3 separate regions of the Homo sapiens genome follow, and regions 1 and 2 are each linked to region 3. A link is an interaction called in ENCODE POLR2A ChIA-PET data of the cell type or tissue named here. Cell type or tissue: Caco-2. All regions are shown on one strand. Region 1 overlaps HIPK2 (homeodomain interacting protein kinase 2). Region 2 overlaps RAB19 (RAB19, member RAS oncogene family). Region 3 overlaps PARP12 (poly(ADP-ribose) polymerase family member 12).

Region 1 (5,000 bases), 300 kb before region 3:
CTAACTTTGAACTTCTATATTTATTTGTATTTATCCTGATCCTGTCCTAAATTCTTTTATGTATCATATGGTTTATTGCAGTATACGTATTTATACTATAAAATCAATCAAAAGTTGTAAAACAAGGTGAATTACAAATAATCAAATAGAACTTAATTAAAATAATTACCATAGTAAACACAGCCAAATTTAGAGAATAGTATAGTTAAAAAACACTACAATCAGAGTGAAACATTTAAAAAAAAATGAACATGTTGAAGCAGACACTGTAAGTTGCCTTCCTAATAGCCATTCCCTCTTTCTCTTCTGGAGAGACAGGATTTAGTTTAGATGTCACTCTCCCCACCACCACCTCCAACCACCTTCCACCTCCCCTTTGTGTGACTCAAGAACCAATCCTGGCTAGTCTAAGCTAATTGTTTGCTGTGCCTGGGAGTGAATGATCTGGGCTAGGCATGTTACCCAGTTATAGCCTATAAGAAGGGGAGAGAGAACAGCTGGGACCTTTGGGGAAGGTTCCCTTATTTGATGAATGATTTGGAGGGAGGGAGGGAGGGAGGGAGGGAGGGATGGATGGATGGATGGTTGGATGGATAGATGGATGGATGGATGGATGGATGGATGGATGGATGGATGGACAAACATATTTCTGCTGGGCCAACCATGCACACAAACCATCACTTAGTGCTAGGCACTAAACTGCATGCATTGAGAGATATGAGAGTAAATAATTAATGACTAAGGGCTTGAGAAGGCAGATGCCATAAGAATCACAATCTTCTTCAGAAGACACCCCAAAGATAGACCTTCCAGATTCTCCCAGGGATCATGTTAATCTCTGAGAAACATGTTGAGAAATTCTATGTAAGTACCAAATTTATAATCACTACATACAAATAGCTCTTGCTCTCCCACAAAGATCACAGAAGGAAGGAAGGATGGGAGGAAGGGAAGAAGAGAGAAAGGGAAGAAGAAAAGGAGGGAGGAAGGCAGGCCAACCAGAAAAGTTTACTGCCCCTTTCCAAAGTATACTTTGTATATTCTCTGGATTAGGTAGAATTGCTTCCATATTCAAAATCAATTGTAACTGCTCTCAGGCCACTCACAACCTTGCTTTTCTCTAAATACCTTTTCTCTAAGAGACACCAGCCATGCATGTGCCTGTGTGCACACACATGCTCAGAAGCTATTTCAAATGGTCTCCAACCTCCTCAGCCCCCCACCCCACAGGGGCAGCTCCTTTGCTAGAAAAGGGACTGAAGTCCAAGCTGTTTGCTGCATCCACTGGCTCCAGTGTCCCCCAGACACCTGTCATCGCCCACCCTGGGAGCTCTTCTCCACTCCCCAAACTATCTTGTTCACAGCAAAATAAAATACTATTCTTTTCCACTCTAATAAGATGCCCTCTGTCCGGCCGTGCAGAGTCTGTCTCGTGGTTTATCACTACTCAACGTGTCTGCATGTGATTTTCTCCCTCACCTCTCCCCCTTCTGCACCAAATCATGCCCACCTCCCTTCTGAACTGCTGGAAACCAAAATCTTCCTGAAAGCACCCCAAGCTAACTTATGGGGTTAGGATCACCACACCCAGGATTCCCTCAGTCCTCCTATCTTTAGACTTCTTTTCTTTTTGAGGACACGATTCTCCAAAGTTAACTTCTATAAAGCAAATCCTATTTCTCACTGACCCATATTTTACCAAACAGCTGGCACTGCTTTTTTCACAGCTGAAAAAAAAAAAAAAAAGAAAAAGAGAAAGAAAACTCTGCTGAAGCACATGGAGAACCGGCCACACAGCCCTGCTGAAGCATGAGGGATTTTCCTTCCCAGGACTTTCCAGGCTCAAAATTCCTGAACTTCCCACATTAGTCAAATGCTGCTGCTACGGGCTGGACTTCTGCACATTAGATGTCATCGTAAAGAGAATCTAGGTGACAAACGAGGCAGAAATGAGCACAAGTTTGTCCCCACCACTGGGAAATCAATTCCCAGTGCACATCCCACAAGAGGGTGGTCTAGGTAGGCTTGGGCAAGCACAGGTATGCCTCTGTCCCAAGGTTCTCCTGTCCCTCTTTACAGTAGTCAGATGGGCATGGTTGTTTTCTATTCCATTCTTGGCTGAACCAGTGGGCACAGGGCTTTGCACACAGTGGGCCCCCCAGTGCTGCTGAGAGACTGACTTCTGAGAGGGAGGTGATGGAGACTGAGGCTGCCTCCGCAGAACAGAGGGCAGCTGCATTACCAGGCATGCCCTCTGAGAGGCCTCTGCTTTAAGCTGAGTGGCAGGTAATAAAAACCCAGGTTCCAAAGGAGCTTAATCGAGGGTGCTGGCGTGGCAGCTGAACTGGAGATCAGAGGGGACCAGCAACCACGGGAGCCTTCCTACATGTCACACCATTCCTTGGGACCAGCAGTGACTCTCTAAGGATGAACCACACCATCGCACACATCTGAAGCTGGGAGTGGACGAGGAGAAGGGGGAAATCTTCATGGAGAAAGACACCAAATGTCATGAGTCATAAAGCAAATTCTGACTTGGAACCATCGAGGGAGATTATCTTTCAGCTCAGAGTGCATTTTTTTCCAGCAAGATACAAAAAGCTTCATGGATCATAGTAACCAGCTTGCCTGTTATTGAGTTGAGCACAGTAGGGAAAATGCAAAGGTAAAGTGTATGCTTGCAGAGTGGCTCTGAACACTTCTGAAAATGATCACTCAAGGGCTGGAGGGCCAAGGGAGCGTCTCTGCGAGGGCAGGCGTGCATACACACCAGCGGCCCCCAGCCAACGCCCTGACCCAGTACACATAGGCAGCAAAGGAGGTGAGCCTTTCCCTTTAATTATGCCAATTGTGAGATGGGGAAGGCGCCAGTGGAGAAGGCATTTAAAGCAGATTGCCCCATTTAGGGAGATATGATACTTGGAAATGAAGACTGGCACTTTTCCTAGACTAAAGGTTGTGCTGAATGGCCAGAGAGCAGGAGGGCAGCAGCCCTGCCTGTGGGGCTTCCACCTGACTTCAAAGACGGGCGCCACGCTGGAGCCAGTGCACAACACAAAGGGAAGCGGGGGCTCGAGGCCCCAGGCTGCTATCTGCTCCAATTTAGGGGACAGTCCTGCTTCTTTCCAAGAGACACCCTTTGGAAGTGGGGAGAAAGTAGCTAAACAGGCCTGAATGGGAGGGCTAGAAAGAGGAGATACTGCACCTCAGGCCTTGCCCTTTAATTTCAGAGCCATTTTAAGCATAAATATCGTATCTAAGTCTCCGATAGAAGGAGCACAAATGGTAGGCGCTCAATTAATGTCATCTCACTTTTGAGTCAGAGAAACATCTTCACTTTGCATTACTGCTGAACAGAACTGAGGGCCATCAAGACCACTTTGTGGAGGCCATAAGGAAAAGACCTAGAAACGCATGCTTCAGACACATTCCACCACATCAGGGCTGAAACGAGCAGCAGGAAGATGTCTGTGCACAGAGCAAGAAAGCTGGTTCCACCAAAGCCAGGTTAGAATATAGATACATGTACATGTATATACACATAGAAAAGCTAAGTGTGTGAGAGAGACAGAGAGTGTGTGTGTGCAGTATGTTAACTAAACCTCTTACAAAAGTCATTAAAATTTTCTAAAAATTAAATTCTGAACAATAATTAGTTTGTGAAACCAACAGAACAAAGTGCTAAGAGCCTGAGAAAACACCATCTCTTCTTTACATAGATCACTGAGGACTTGATAAGAAACTTCCTCTGTCACACAGCAGCCTCCGTGGGCAGTGGGAGGGGAGCTGAAGGGGAGAGAAGGAGAGACGATGATGGAATTCGAAAGCTAGGAGGGGCTTCCAATACGTTCTCTTGCTATGGAGGACACAGGTGATACGGCTTCTTGGAGATCACACAGCGAGTCTCTGATTCTCTGACTACAGCCTGGATGGTTCATACGGATGATACCACCACGGCACAGAGATCTCCATAAGTACTTTAAAAACAACATGCATTGGGTGATCTTTCTGTTCGGATACTGACTCTCAGGGAAGACGGCCTCACTTCCAGCATGGGGGGGATGCACATCCTGGTCAGTTTAACTCAGCCAGGGCTCATCTTCTTCCTGTTGTCAATGACTTGACTTAGGCACTGGCACACACCATCAGCCTGGTCAACGAGGTGTGAAGGGAGGTCTGCAGGAAGCTTCTGGAAAAGGTTTTCTTGCTTTAAAGAGATGCTCTTTTTCCCATGGACACTGTTGAGTTGGATGTGATGCCTAGAACTGTGGCAGCCATCAGACCGACATACCACAAACCATGGGGCAGAAATACAGAAAGAACATCAGTTTTTTACAACCAACCCTGGAGCTGATGACCTCAGAACTTCTTGTTAACCAGTCAGTCAGTTTTCCCTTTTGTTTATACACTTTGTGTTGGTTTCTGTCCCTTGAAGCTAAAAGCATCTTAACCAATAATCTACTAATAAACAGACCATGAAACAAAAAACAATTTGTTTTCTACCATCCTACTCTCTCTGAAGAGAAACAAGGTCTCCTGAGCTGACGGGGAAAATCCCCACCTAACTCTTTTTCCCTGCTTCTTCCTTTTTTCTCCCTCAATGGAACTGTAAACACGCTCAGAACTACCAGCCTCTCTGAGAAGAAGCCTTAAAGATGCTCTGGTCCCACATCCATGTTCTGTTGGATGCCAGTCTCCGGCAGTCCCTTCACAAGGCACTCATCTGGAATACCTCCAGTACCAGAGAAATCGCAGGCCCCATGGATGTCCACATGTGGAGGGCTTCGGTACGGTGTCCTTCCTTAGGGCCTGGTGGGAATCTGCCTCCTGTGGCTTTCCAGCCATTGATTCGAGTTGCACCACAGCTACCTTCTATTATCCATCTGCCCTTCAGATACTGCTTCTGTATCATACAGCTTAATTCTCAATTATTATAATTCCTTTCAGACAAATGTTTTCTTACAGGAAATGCATATTCTTCTGAGCCATGTTCTACCTTC
Region 2 (5,000 bases), 370 kb after region 3:
ATTTAATGTTCTGTGTGTCTGTCTTGCCTCCCTAACAAAATGAAGAAGCCCTTCCTTGGGGCAGGGCCGTCTGTCACTGTGCACTTAGCAAACTTCAGATCCTTTCCCTTCCTCCAGGCACCTGGCTCACCCCAGAGTGTGCAGCCCTGGCTGTTGGCGGGTGGACCCGTGGACATCAGCACTGTTGATCTAGTTGTGGTGGAGGAGCAGGTGGAAGGAGCAGGTCATAAAAGTTAGAATCCAGCTGGGCGCCGTGGCTCACACCTATAAATCCCAGCACTTTGGGAAGTTGAGGTGGGAAGATTGCTTGATGCCAGGAGCTTGAGATCAGCCCAGGCAACATAGTGAGACCTCCGTCTCTACAAAAAATAAAAAATTAAGCCGGGTGCGGTGACTCACACCTGTAATCCCAGCACTTTGGGAGGCCGAGGCAGGTGGATCACTTGAGGTCAGGAGTTTGAGACCAGCCTGGCCAACATGGTGAAACCCCATCTCTACTAAAAATACAAAAAAAAAAAAAAATCAGCCAGGTGTGGTGGTGAGTGCCTATAGTCCCAGCTACTTGGGAGGCTGAGGCACAAGAATCACTTGAACCTAGGAGGCAGAGGCTGCAGTGAGCCGAGATCGCACCACTGCACTCCAGCCTGGGTGACAGAGCGAGACTCTGTCTCAAAAAAAAAAAAAAAAATTAGCTGGACTCAGTGGTGTACGCCTATAGTCTCAGCTACTCTGGAGACTGAGGTGGGCACATTGCTTGAGGCTAGGAGTTCAAGGCTGCAGTGAGCTATGACTGAGCCACTGTGCTCCAGCCTAGGTAACAGATGGAGACCCTATCTCTTAAAAAAAAAAAAAAAATCAAATCCACAGATGGAGTGGGATGCAGGGAGTAGATCAGATTCCTGGCTGCAGGGGTTCCTTTTCCCACCACATCCCTTCTTCCACCAGGGACTGTCATTCCTTTCTTCTAGAAGCAGAGCTCAGCCCAGAGCTTCAGGCTCACCAGCTAAAAACACACGCATGGTTCTCTTGAAGGTGCATGCTATACGAGCTTCCTGTGGCTGCTGTAACCAACTGCCACGAGCTGGGGGCTGAAAACAACAGATGTGTTCACCCACTGTTCTGGAGGCCACAAGTCTGAAATCAGTCCTGCGGGGCTGAAATGGAGGTGTCAGCAGGGCCGTGCCCCTCTGGACGCTGTAGGGGAGACTGTCCCTCGCCTCCTCTGGCTTCTGGTGCCATCTTTGGCTCTGTGTGCCTCACCTTTTCCTGCCTGTGTGGGATCAAGTCTCCCTCTACCTCCCCCTTGTAAGGTTACTTGTGATTGCATTCAGGGCCTGCCCAGCTAGTCCAGAATAATCTCCCCATCTCAAGATCCTCAAATTAATCACACCTGCAAAGACCCTGTTAGCATTGACAGCTGCCTGAGGCCAGAGCCTGGTCTCCATGGGCCCCCGTTCCTAGCCTATTGTAGCACTCAAATGTGCTAATGTCTGCTGAAAATGGTCTTGGATTTAAACTTCTTTGGGGATCATTATGATCTAAGTCCAGCTTTGACACTGGGCAGGTTGGTGACAGTGACTATGGGAAAAGATTTTCAAAATATTTTTTATTGGGACATATTAATGTATATAAAGAAAAGTACACATTAATTTATCTCAAAGGGAACAGCTGAGCAAACACCAGCTGGGTCAAGACAGAGAATATTGGCCAGGTGCAGTGGTTCACACCTGTAGTCCTAGCACTTTGGGAGGCTGAGGCGGGTGGATTGCCTGAGCTCAGGAGTTGGAGACCAGCCTGGGCAACATGGTGAAACCCCGTCTCTGCTAAAATACAAAAAAAAAAAAAAAAAAAAAAAAAATTAGCCGGGCGTGGCAGTATGCACCTGTATGTAGTCCCAGCTACTCGGGAGGCTGAGGCAGGAGAATTGCTTGAACCCGGGAGGCAGAGGTTGCGGTGAGCCGAGATTGCGCCACTGCACTCCAGCCTGGGTGACAGAGACAGACTCTGTCTCTTAAAAAAAAAAAAAAAGAAGAATATTGACTGGGTGTGGGCTCACACCTGTAATCCCAACAGGGATTTGGGAGGCAGAGGTCGGACCAGCCTGAACAACATAGGGAGACCCGATCTCTACAAAAAAATTACAAATTAGCTGGGTATGATGGCATGCGCCTGTAGTCCCAGCTACGCAGGAGGCTGAATTGGGAGGATTGCTTTAGCCCAGGAGGTAGAGTCTGCAGTGAGCTGTGATCACACCACTGCACCACAGCCTGGGTGACACAGTGAAACCCTGTCTCAAAAAAAAAAAAAAAGAATATTGCCAGCCCACTCTTCTCCCCCACCAGCTTTCACTTTATTACTCCACACTCCTTCTGCCCCAAAGGCAAGTGCTTTTATGATAAACACTTCTTTGCTTTTTTCTTTTTTAATCATTTTACTACCTAAGCCCACATCCCTAAATACTGCAGTTTTGTTTTGGTGGGTTTTTTGTTTGTTTGTTTTGTGGTTTGTTTTTTTTTTTTTTTTGAGATGGAGTCTCACTCTGTTGCCCAGGCTGGAGTGCAGTGGCGTGATCTCAGCTCACTGCAAACTCCACCTCCCAGGTTCAAGTGATTCTCATGCCTCAGCCTCCCAAGTAGCTGGGATTACAGGCATGTGCCACCACGCCCAGCTAATTTTTGTATTTTTAGTACAGATGCGTTTTACTATGTTGGCCAGGCTGGTCTTGAACTCCCCACCTCAAGTGATCCACCCACCTCAGCCTCCCAAAGTGCTGAGATTACAGGTGTGAGCCACTGTGCCTCGTCTTGTTTTGCTATTGTTTTGTACGTTATATATAAACAAAATCATACCTTTTTGCCTAAGTTTCTTTCCCTCAATATTGTTTAACAGTTTCATCCATCGTTGCATGTGGCTGTAATCTATTCTTTTGTATAATTCGTATACTATTCCTTTGCAAGAACACCCTACAGAGTATTTCTCTGTTCTCTTGGCAATGGACATTTGAGTTGCTTCTATTTTGGGGCAACTAGGAAAATTGCTGCTCCGAACATTCTGGTATATGTTTATTGATGCCGATGGGCACACATCTCTGTTGAGTAATACCCAGGAGCAAAATTGCATGGTCATGCAGCTCTAGATAATCTCAAACCACTTGCCAGAGTGGTCGTTCTAGTGTGTACTCCCATCAGCAGTGTGTGTGGGTTTCAGTTGTTCTACATCCTCACCAACATCTGGTGCTATTAGTCCTTTTACTTCCATGCATCCTGAGAAGTGTGTCATGAGATCACTAGTGTTTTTCATTTGCATTTCCCTGTTTATTAATGAGATTGAACACCTTTTCAGGTGTTTGTTAGCTATTCGGATATCCTCTGTTGTGAAATACTTTTCAAGTCCAAGGCCTATTTTTCTGTTTGTTATCTTTTTCTTGTCAATTCCTAACAGTAGCTTATATCTTCTGAAAATGAGTCTGTGTCAGTGTGGGTCCTCCAGGAAGCAGATGTTGGGACAGGATGAGATAGACATGCAAGAGATTTACTGGGAGAAACAGCTGTGAGGGATAAAGAAGAAGGAGCAGGGCTGGGCACAGTGGCTCATGCCTGTAATCCCAGCACTTTGGGAGGCCGAGGCAGGTGGATCACCTGAGGTCAGGAGTTCGAGACCAGCCTGGCCAACATGGCGAAACCCCGTCTCTACTAAAGATACAAAAAATAGCTGGGCGTGGTGGTGGGCGCCTGTAATCCCAGCTACTCAAGAGGCTGAGCCAGGAGAATCGCTTGAACCCAGGAGGCAGAGGTTGCAGTGAGCTGAGATCGCACCATTGCACTCCAGCCTGGGCAACAGAGTGAGACTCCATATCAAAAAAAAAAAAAAAAAAAGAAGAAGAAGAAGGAGCAGAAGGAGGCAGGGAGTCTTCTATGAGATGTAGACCTGCCCCTGGGAAGGAGAGAACGGAGGAAGGATGGCTTAGTAGGTAGGAAGAGTCTTAGACTAAGCACAATTCAAAGAAAGTTTATTTTTCAGGCAGTGGGGTGCTCAAAAGCCAAGGTTGCCTGATAGAGGAATCGAATCCTGCATCCTGCAGCATGGATGTGCATGAGTGCCCTCATGGTATGGGGGATGGGGTGCTGTCCCCACTAGGGCGCTGCACTAGGGTCCTGTTGGGCTGTCTGTGACCTGCATTCTGGGCACTAGGTTCTCTTGAAGGAGGCCCCAGCCCTTTGTCAGTTACATATGTTGCAAACATCATCTTCCACCCTGTGGAGTAACTTTTCCCTCTCTCTTCTTAAAAATACCTGAAGGAAGGAATATTTTGGTTTTCTTATTTTTTATTTTATTTTTATTTTTTTGAGACTGAGTCTTGCTCTGTCGCCCAGGTTGGAGTGCAGTGGCGCGATATTGACTCACTGCAACCTCCACCTCCCGGGTTCAAGCAATTCTCCTGCCTCAGCCTCCTGAGTAGCTGGGATTATAGGCGCCCACCACCACACCCAGCTAATTTTCGTATTTTTAATAGAGACGGGGTTTCACCATGTTGGTCAGGCTGGTCTTGAACCCCTGACCTCATGATCCACCCGCCTTGGCCTCCCAAAGTGCTGGGGTTACAGGCATGAGCCACCACGCCTGGCCTTTTATGTTTTATTTTTTATAGATAGGGTCCAACTCTGTCACCCAGGCTGGAGTGCAATAGTGCCATCCTAGCTTACAGCAGCTTCGAACTCCTGGGCTGAAGCAATCCTCCTGCCTCAATCTTCCAAGTAGCTGGGACGACAGGCACATTCCAACATGTCCAGTTAGGTTGTTTTGTTTTGTTTTTTGAGACAGAGTCTTGATCTGTGACCCAGGCTGGGGTACAGTGGCCCAATCTTGCTTCACTGCAACCTCCACCTCCTAGGTTCAACGATTCTCATGCCTCAGCCTCCCAAGTAGCTGGGATTACAGGCACGTGCCACTACGCCCAGCTAATTTTTATATTATGAGTAAAGATGAAGTTTCACTATGTT
Region 3 (5,000 bases):
CCTAGCCTTGTGGTTGTCAACAGGTGTGGTGCTGCCCACTGACCTGGGAACATTCTGAAATGTGTGGTGGAGTCTGTTTTTTCAGTGCCGGCATGCCTGAGCATTTAGATACAGAAACACTTTTTGCATTTTATTATATACATTGCTATGATTTAAATGTCTGTCCCTTCTAAAACTCTTGTTACAACTTAATCGCCAATGTGATAGTATTGAGCGGTAAGGCCTTTAAGAGGTGACTGGGTCATAGATAAATGGATTAATGGGTGTATGGGTTATCATGAGAGTGGAACTGGTGGCTTTATAAGAGGAAGCGAGACCTGAGCTAGCATGGTCAGCCCCCTTGCCATGTGATGCCCTGCAGCACCTCAGGACTCTGCAGTCCCCACCAGCAAGAAGGCCCTCATCAGATGCAGGCCCTTGACAACCTGGACTTCTCAGCCTCCATATAGGTAAGACATAAATTCCTTTTCTTTATAAATTATCCAGTTTCAGGTACTCTGTTATAAGCAACAAAATGGACTAAGACATACATCTTCCTTCTTTATGTCTCACTTTTTAACAGGACCTTACTTTTTTTTTTGAGACAGGGTCTCACTGTCACCCAGGCTGGGGTATAGTGGCACAATCACGGCTCACTGCAGCCTCAACCTCCCAGGCTCAGGTGATCCTCCCATCTCAGCCTCCTCAGTAGCTGGGATTACAGGTGTGCACCACCACACAGCTAATTTTTGTATTTTTTGTAGAGACAAGGTTTCACCATGTTGGCCAGGCTAGTCTCGAACTTCTGGCCTCAAGTGATCCACCCATCTTGGCCTCCCAAAGTGCTGGGATTACAAGTGTGAGCCACCACACCTGGCAATTTTTTAGAAATATGTATGTTGATGGTTTATATCATCTATGAACTTTATTTAATGAGAGTAAGAAGCTGATTATGCGAAGGTCAAAGGTCTCATCACTGCAGGGGGCAGTCTGACTCCTCAATATCACTCTCTGTGTGGCAGGTGGACGGGCAGAGATCACAGCAAAGATGGAGCCAGATTCATCCCTACCAGAAATCCATCCCAACCCAACACGTCCAACTGAAGGCAGGTCAGCAGCATGGTTACAGGCTCCTTGCATCTCTTCTGGCTAACAACATGCTCACTCCTTCCCTGACACTCTCCCACCAACATCCACACAATGGCCCAGACCTATGGGTTCCGGTGAGCTGCTCCCCTCACCAACCCCATGTTCCTCCTGGGCAGCCAGATCCTCACTTCTCTCATCACTCCAAGCACACGCTGCCTGCCCTGTCTTTGCTGGTGCCTGCCACCACCGGGAACGCCACCCACACCCTCTCCCTACCTGTCAACAGCCTATGTGAGGTTCTGCTATATCCACACAGAGAAGTGTCATGAGAGGACAGGGAGAAAGGAGAGAAAAAGAATGAGAAGCTCTTTGCACTGTGACATGCAGCTAGCTACCTCTGAGATATTTGCTCTAAGGCAGGAAGATAGAGAACAAGGTGCAGAATGCCTCTATTTGGGTAAAAAATAGAAAAAAAAGTAAGTTTAGACATATTCTAACTAAACACACACACATGCACATATTATTTCTTGCAGAGGGAACCTGGTAACTGGAGACAAAGTTATAAGCAAAGACTTCTGTCATTTTGGCATGTTTTGAACTTTGAACCACAAGAAGATATAATATATTCCAAAAATTATACATCTAATTAAGTGAAAAAGGTAGAAAGCCATGCTAGCGTGCCTGTGTAAGGAAACTGAACAGACACATACCCTTGTACACGTATACAGTCTCGATGAAAGGATATTCAAAGAATGGATAATTATGGCTGTTTCTTGGAGGGGACTTGAGTTCTGGAGAAAACTGGTGTGAGGGCGACTTATTTCTTACTGAGTGTCCTTTGTACATTTTTAATTTGTATTTCAAAATAATAATGAAACTAGCTAATTTGATACTTGAAAAAAATTAAAATTTTCTAAAATTGTGTGCATTCTTTCAGGCACATCTCAATGCCACTTCTTTCCCAGGCTCTGCAAAAGCACCTGGTGGGGGAAGTCCCATGGAGGAGGGTGGGAGGGTGCCTGGGATTGTGTGATCAGGTATGGGGCCGAGCAGACAGGGCAGAAGAGAGTGCCAGGCTGAGAGGACTGAGGGAACAAGGTGGGGACACCCAAGCAAGGAAACTCCTCTAAGTGCAACAAGGCTGAAAACAGCCACACCAGGGACTGAAGATCTCCTAACTTGTCCAGTTTGAACATGGACAGCTCACTAGGTCAGGAACCTCTTGAACTCTCTCAAGCAGGTGTGTACACAACAGATAATTAAAGGGCTGGGCCAGGAAAGACAAATAGCTATGGTCCAAGGTCACAACCAACCAGTTCCTGTTCCCTCCCTGAAAGGCATTAGAGGAAATGATCAGGGATGAGAGCAGAAGGCCACCCCAGGGCATCCCAGTAGTCAAATGCTATACCTACAAACCCCAGGCACAGGTGTACTATGGACAGCCTGAGACAGGATCTCCCTGCAAACAGGCACATCCTGGGGAAGGTGCACTCCTTAGGGCCCTCCAGGCTGATGCTTCCTCAGGAAGGACATGGGGGCCAGGGGAATGCACTATAATCAAACAGCAGGCCTGAGGCTTCCGTTCTGAAACAAAGCTGAGCTATAGACCACACTGTTCACAGCTGGAAGGTGCCCAGGACAGGAGGCACCAGGTAAGCCACTGCAGCCACAGCAGCTGGTGAGAGCCTAGTCCCAGCACAGCGGTAGAGACATAAGGTCCTTTCCCTTGTCCTGGTCTTCCTGTCCCCTTTCTCAACTTCTTTTCCCGCCTTCTAATGTTCCCTACCTCACGTTGGCATTCCAGGGGCTTTCTAGGACGTGAGTCATAGAAATCAAATCAATTTGGCAGACAAAACACCACATCCACCCCAGCCCTTCCTCCCTATAGTCCTTGAAATAACAGGCCAGAGAGAATAATAAATCCAAAAGCACTGGAAAACAATAAAAAATACCATCAAAAGACCAGAATTATTCAAGAATTGCTAAAACTATGGAGCAATGAGAATCAAATAGATATAAAAAGAAGAGAGAAAAATGCAGACAAAATGTGCAGAACATACCACAGAAGTAGAAAAGATCTGGGGTCATCACAGATTCAGAGTCAGATGAAGCCAGGAGCAAGAACGATACCCAGGCCAATCCCAATGAGAACAATGGGAGCCCCTGGCAGAGGCACTCCCTTCCCCTAACTTGCTTGTGTGAAGGAAGCTTGCTGTGCACTTCCTAGTTAAACTAAGTGTGAATATAAGGGTTAGAGCAAGAGAAAAGCAAATGAGACGGCCACCAAAGCCCCCGTCCCAGTCCTAGGCTACATGCCAGCCTCCCACCTCACCAAGCAGGACCTTCTGCCTCTTCCCCACCATCACTAGAATGAGGGCCTGGAATCCAAATCAGCCCCATGGAAATCAACCAACAGGTATACGGGATTCTCAAGCACCAACGTGACAGACAACCAAGAGTCGCTCAACACATGAAGGAAAACAATTCAAAGAGAGGCAGCAACTCACACAGAAACAGCGATACCTAAGGACAGAATGATCAGAGTTAAGAGAACAAGTATTCACAGCTAGACTTCAACCTAAAAGCCTAGCCCCTGAAACTTCTAGGAAAACACCATAAGAGAAAACATTCTGTAGGCTTAGAATAGGCAAATATTTTTAGGATACAAAAAACACAAACCATAAAAGAAAAAAAATATTATCTGGACACCACTATTAAAATACCTGTACACTATAAAGGAAATAAACATGAAAGACTGGAAGGATATATCTTCAGTATAAATCATATACAAAACACAACTCAATAAGAGATCAAATAACCCAATAAAAATGGGTATAACTGTCACTAAAGACCAATACTGTATGATTCCATTTATATGAAATATTCAAGCAAATCTATAGAGATGGAACCTTCATCTGTAGTCATCAGGAGCTGGGGGGAGGGAAGACTGCTAATGAAGACGGGGTTACTTTGGGGGTGTTGAAAATGTTTTCATATTGCCTATGATGATGGCTGCCCAATTCTGTGTTAATATTACATATGTAAGTGGACTTCAAAAAGTTCATGGAAAACGGAATTAAAAGATAAAAAATATAAACTTTATTTCTCAATATAAGCTCCATCAAGTTCAGGACACTTTTGTAAAAGACGATACCAGCCATTTAGTCCACCCATAAAGAACCAAGGGTCCTAGGAATTTAACCATGTCAATCCAGTCTTTTTTCTACATTATTAACTGAAGAAAAATGGGTGCCCTTTAAAGATTTTTTTTCTTTTTTTTTTTTAGACAGAGTTTCACTCTGTCGCCCAGGCTGGAGTGCAGTGGCACGGTCTCGGCTCACCGCAACCTCCACCTCCCGGGTTCAAGTGACTTTCCTGCCTCATCCTCCCAAGTAGCTGTGATTACAGGTATGTGCCACCACACCCAGCTAATTTTTGTATTTTTAGTAGAGACAGGGTTTCACCATGTTGGCCAGGCGGGTCTCAAACTCCTGACCTCAAGTGATCCACCTGCCTCGGCCTCTCAAAGTGCTGAGATTACAGGCATGAGCCACCATGACCGACCTAAAGATTTTTAAGATTAGAAAACAAAAAGAAGTCAGAAAGAGCCAAATCAGGACTGTAAAGTGAATGCCTACAGATTTCCCATTGAAACTCTTGCAAAATTGCCCTTGATTGATGAGGAATGAGCAGCAGCCTTGTGGTGGTGGAGAAGGACCCTCTGGTGAAGCTTTCTGGGCATTTTTTTGCTAAAGTTTTGGCTTTCTCAAGACACTCTCATCATAAGCAGATGTTATTGCTCTTTGGCCCTCTAGAAAGCCAACAAGTAAAATGTCTTCAGCATCTCAAAAAACTGTTGCTGTGACTTCTGCTCCTGATCACTTCTGCTGTGACTGGGCCACTTCCCCCTTTTAGGAGCCATTGCTTTGTCT

Evidence for each region. ChIA-PET counts read pairs that join two places held together with the same protein. Peaks named below come from ENCODE experiments on the same cell type or tissue, not always from the same donor. Only the 100,000 strongest peaks of a DNase experiment are listed, where the experiment ranks them.
Region 1: POLR2A ChIA-PET joins it to region 3 with 6 read pairs; 3 of 35 experiments call an interaction of 5 or more read pairs at or near these places.
Region 2: POLR2A ChIA-PET joins it to region 3 with 5 read pairs; 3 of 35 experiments call an interaction of 5 or more read pairs at or near these places.

What each region holds. Positions count from the first base shown.
Region 1 is chr7:139,750,995-139,755,994 of GRCh38, forward strand. All of the region lies in intron 1 of HIPK2 (homeodomain interacting protein kinase 2), which reads right to left. Among named protein-coding and RNA genes, the nearest start is that of HIPK2, 25 kb to the right of the region's middle. In Caco-2, no CTCF peak of the experiment used is centred here; no DNase peak of the experiment used is centred here.
Region 2 is chr7:140,416,565-140,421,564 of GRCh38, forward strand. All of the region lies in intron 3 of RAB19 (RAB19, member RAS oncogene family), which reads left to right. Among named protein-coding and RNA genes, the nearest start is that of RAB19, 15 kb to the left of the region's middle. In Caco-2, no CTCF peak of the experiment used is centred here; no DNase peak of the experiment used is centred here.
Region 3 is chr7:140,047,058-140,052,057 of GRCh38, forward strand. All of the region lies in intron 4 of PARP12 (poly(ADP-ribose) polymerase family member 12), which reads right to left. Among named protein-coding and RNA genes, the nearest start is that of PARP12, 13 kb to the right of the region's middle. RefSeq lists a silencer at 4,698-4,898. In Caco-2, no CTCF peak of the experiment used is centred here; a DNase peak (open chromatin) is centred at 2,364.